Regions from separate parts of the Homo sapiens genome. Here region 1 is linked to region 2. Evidence: read pairs that join two places in POLR2A ChIA-PET (ENCODE). Cell type or tissue: OCI-LY7. All regions are shown on one strand.

Region 1 (2,500 bases), 120 kb before region 2:
ATGGGGGGAGGCTTGGAAAAGGGGGATATTATTGGGGGGGGGTCTGGGAAATCTGTAGTACTTTCCACTAAATTTTAGTGTGAAAAATGTCTCAAAATACCAACAATAAAATTAAAACCTAAACAATAAACAGAAACTTAGATTTCTTACTATTTATCTTAAATCTCAACATGGACGTCTACATTCTGCTAAGTTGATCTAACAAAAAACAACATGTTTTAGTTGTAAAATAATTTACTAAAGGCACTATTGTTAAACATCAAACTAATAACTTGTTGCCAATAAGGTACATCGTTGTAAACATAACAAAATTTTAAGAGATACATGGCTAATAAGCAAACAATACAATTTTTAGTTACAGCTTTCCTACTTACAAGATCATGTCCCTTCCAGCCATTACAAGGGCATACAGTGATGCCATTGCTCCCAACAGTTACCTGGGAAGGGAGCTTGGAGCTCCTAATTGGTTTGAGATCATGACTGCCAAGGTCTTTAAAAGCTCCAAAAGTCTTCACTCATAAAGGTCAATTCTAAAATTGCTGGGTTTAGAAATCAAGATACTTGCTTTATACTTCCACATCAAAAAGATACGGACTCAACCCCAAAGGAGCTAGCTGGAGGGCCCAGCCCTGACAGTATGTCCAGGCATGAACTGGCGAGCTCTGCTGCTAGCCACAGCATCACAGAGAATGGAGACATTAGTCAAATGTGGCTACTGAACATTAGCACCATAATAAACATAGCTCATACAGCTAAAACCTAGATTGTTTCCCGACAAGGTAACATTCATTTATAGCTCTAATGCTGAAAGAGCAGCTTTTTAATGTAACAGATGATCTAGGTACACAAGTCATAGGTTTCTCTTCCTAGGATAAAAACGTTCAACAAAATACAAACTAAACAGCATCCCAGAGGCAATAAAATCTCATTGTACTGAAACATATACAAATTAAGGCTACCTTGATATATAAATGATTTAGAAATTATGATGGAACATTCCCATAAAATTATTTAAATATAAGAATTCAATTTGTCAAAGAATCAGTAGTGGGCCTCAGTTCAAACAAATTAATATTACCATCGTTACATTCAACTTAATACACTTAGCCGCTATAAGGAAAGTAACTGTAACGTCACTTCCTGAAATACCACTAGTAATGTTAAGAATCCAAACCTGTCAAAGGGGAAGGTATTACAGCATTTGCCTCATGAATGAAAAAGTCCAAGAATTTCAACTTAATTTTTCTAACTAGAACAAGATCCAAACATGGGAAGTTTTTTTTTTTCTTCTTTGCTTTTGTGGCTTTAATACCCTTTTGGTTTTCTGAGCAAGCTGAATACATTCCCTGATAAACACCACCACTGGACAAAGGATCTAAACATTGAGATTTTTACTAAATCAAGGTTTTGAGTTGGCACAATGTTCCTACTAAGTCAAGTTTCAATTAGCACATCTTTCCAATGTCAGGAGAAAAAAAGACAAGGACTACTATGTCCTACAAAGAATGGTGAAATATTCCTAAAGCTGTATATTTATGAAGAAAAGGTGATTGTCCCTTTTTATGCATGTGTAGATCTTGTTTTAGCCACTATGCCAGAAAAGTCTCAGTGTAGAGGTCTACATTTCAGATAAATGTCTCTGCATTTGCCTACATTAAGTTTAGCTATTTATCCTGTCCAGAATTATAACCACAGACATTGAGATGTAGCTCTCAGATCTGAAAATGTCTTTATTTTTTAGAAAATGGATTCCAGGAAGGTTAAAAAGCAACACCAGAGGGTATAGGTGCAGAACTGGATGTAGTCATTCAAAGCATTCAAGTAAGAATATGGCAATATAAATATCCAAAAAGTATCTCTTAGGTATTCAAAACAAAACGTATAAGTCATTCCTAACTAATTTGAGCTTTATAGCATTTTCCTAGACAGGAAGGGGAAAAACAGTTAGCATTTAAAAGTCCGGAAAGCTTTTTCGTTGGTTAATTACATTAGACGGTTTGCCTTTGTCCAAATTCCTTCTTTTTTAAACATGGATAAAAGTATTACATGGGTCCACTGTTAAAACAGACAACATGTGGCAAATTAATTCTGGTATCATGTTTTCCAACAAAGCTCAGAAAATAAAGGTGTTGAGGTGGCTTTGGACTAAGTTTAATAGTCATCTCCTCTGCTGACAACTTCTTTACATGTTGGACGCAACAGGATGGTATGTTCAAATTGCGCTGTATATGATCCTTTAATGTCACATAATGGTGGATATGGATCTACAATGCCCAAGTCACACAGATTCTTCAGAGCCATCAAGTATTTACTTTCTCCCAAGCGATCCAGCCATCTGCGGCAGAAGGCAAGGGTTCCAAAGTTTTCATTGATGACATTTAACAAGTGTTTTGTTCTTGGAAGCCTAAGAGGAGAAAATCCAAAATTAACTGTTGGCAAAAGAGTTACGAACTGATTTCCCTCATTAAGAAAAGCCCAGACCTTAGCTGTGTCCTAGTAG
Region 2 (2,500 bases):
ATACAAATAGAATTATACAACATAGAGTCTTTTGTGACTGGCTTCTTTCACTTAGCATAATGCTTTTGAGGTGCATCCAGGCTGGGCACAGGCATAGGAACTCATGCCTGTAATCCCAGGACTTTTGGGAGGCCAAGTCGGGAGGATCACTTGACCCCAGGAGGTCAAGACCAGCCTGGGCAACATAGGGAGACACTGTCTCTACAAAAAAAAAAGAAAGCCAGGCACGGTGGCATGCGCCTGTCATCCCAGCTACTTGGGAGGCTGAGGCAGAAGGAGAGCTTGAGCCCAGGAGTTCAAGGCTACAGTGAGCCATGATTGTACCACTGTACTCCAGCCTGAGTGATACAGCAAAACCATGTCTCAAAAAAAAGGTATATCCCTGTTGCAGCATGTATCAGTACTTCATTTCTTCTTATGGCTGAATAATATTTCATTGTATGGATATATCGCACATTATTTTTCTGTCCATCAGTTAATGAACATTTGTATTTCTACTTTTTGGCAGCTGTGAATAATGCTACTACATTCTTGTACAAGTTTTTGTGTGGATTTATGTTTCCATTTCCATTTCTAAGACTGGAATTGCTGGGTCACATGATAACTCTATTTTTAACCTTCTGAGCAACTTCCAGATAGTTTCTCAAAAGAGATTTTCCGATCATCTTAAGAAGCCCTGTCCTGCCCTTTCCTTTACTCTTGCCCATCACTTTATTCATTTCCTCTTAGCACTATTCACAATCTGAAATTAAATTTTCATTTATTGAGTTTAGTTTTTGCAACTAGAATGTGAGCTGTGTAGTGCGAGGGAGTCAAAGCCCTGTAACTCAGTCACAAGAAATATAAAAGCACATACAGGAAGCTATATGGATGTAATAACCTTAGTTAAAAACATTTTTTATATGTCGGTTTTTTTCCTAAGCAAACCAAAACTTAATATGACAACCTGATCATTTAAAAGTTTTTGGATTTTTAAAAAATATTAATCCTCTTATTGTGACTTATACCAACCATTCATGACATGCTTGGACTTTCTAGTTTGTCCTGAACATCCCTCCTTCTTAAACAACTAGTTATTTTATTTTAGGACTAAATTTACCATACAAGATTCTTCCACAAATAAAATTATTTCTCTTTAAGCTTTCTTACCAATAAAGAATACCTCTTTATTTTTGTAACTGTCTTTGGCTGAGCACAGTGGCTCATGCCTATAATCCCAGCACTTTGGGAGGCCAAGGCGGGTGGATCACCTGAGGTTAGGCGTTCGAGACCAGCCTGGCCAACATGGTGAAACCCTGTCTCTCCTAAAAATACAAAAATTAGCCAGGTGTGGTGGCACGCGCCTGTAGTCCCAGCTACTCGGGAGGCTGAGGCAGGAGAATGGCGTGAACCCTGGAGGCAGAGCTTGCAGTGAGCCGAGATTGCGCCACTGCACTCCCGCCTGGGCCACAGAGCGAGACTCCGTCTCAAAAAAAAAAAAAAAAAAAAAAAAAAAAAAAAAAAACTGTCTTTATATCTCTTTTATTTCCTGGTTCCTTTTACCTTGTTTTACACATGATCTTTAAATAAGCTTTGAATTAGAAAAAAACTGTTCAACTTTTTTAAGAGGAAACACTTTTTTTTAGAAAGAATGTTTTCCTACAATTATATTTTTATTGGAAAATACCCAAATAATGAAATTTCTATTATTTAATTTAATAAAACTTTATATTCTAAATTATGATGAATTTGTCTGCAAGTATCCTATTACATTTACCTAATTATTTTGTTTTAATATATTGTTTACCTAGATTATTTATGAAAACTGCAATAGTCATTTAAAGTTATGGAACTACTGTTGCAAAACTGTAACCGAGACAGTGAAAAAGATATGACCTAACTAACTCCATTTGCTTCTAACCTCCAAGGTGTCCTTGTTCATTCCTGGACTTTGGGAGAAATTTAATTTATAGTTGAGCTTTGAAACAAAGGCAATAACAATCCTTTCCCAAAACAGACCTCCTTACTCCATGTGGACTAGACTGCCTGAAGCCACAAGATTAGAAGTTACGGTAATTATACTAAATAATTCAAGATGTAGCTATTTTCATTAAACCAATATCAATGTCTTATTTATTAAAGATTACACAAGCAAAGATCATTCTGTCTTGAGATGGGCTTATAGTTTTGTAACCTCTGTGACAAATTTTGACACCTTATAGTATTTGGCCCGGATAAGTATGAAATTGCTTGATTAATAAATGCAAACAAAAATGTATTCTGGTAATTCTTGAGACATTTCAACTATTACTTTACCAATAATTTTAAAGCTAGCTTATTTATTAATTTTACTTGTTACATAACTTGAAAAAGCATTTGACTAGTCTTTTCCTTTTTAGTATCTGGCTTGTGTTTTTATTTTTTAAGCTGATTAATTAGAACTCTTTTATATATTTTTAGGAATGAAACACTGTATATGCAAAACACAAATACATAGACATACTAGGCATGCCAATGGAAA

The links. Peaks named below come from ENCODE experiments on the same cell type or tissue, not always from the same donor. Only the 100,000 strongest peaks of a DNase experiment are listed, where the experiment ranks them.
Region 1: POLR2A ChIA-PET joins it to region 2 with 5 read pairs; 3 of 35 experiments call an interaction of 5 or more read pairs at or near these places.

What each region holds. Positions count from the first base shown.
Region 1 is chr12:95,513,556-95,516,055 of GRCh38, reverse strand. METAP2 (methionyl aminopeptidase 2) reads right to left here. Exons shown (of 11, transcript NM_006838.4): 11 at 217-2,404. The coding sequence ends at 2,152. Among named protein-coding and RNA genes, the nearest start is that of USP44, 37 kb to the left of the region's middle. In OCI-LY7, no CTCF peak of the experiment used is centred here; no DNase peak of the experiment used is centred here.
Region 2 is chr12:95,391,874-95,394,373 of GRCh38, reverse strand. LOC105369917 (a long non-coding RNA gene) reads left to right here. Exons shown (of 11, transcript XR_001749265.1): 3 at 1,908-2,051. Among named protein-coding and RNA genes, the nearest start is that of METAP2, 81 kb to the left of the region's middle. In OCI-LY7, no CTCF peak of the experiment used is centred here; a DNase peak (open chromatin) is centred at 993.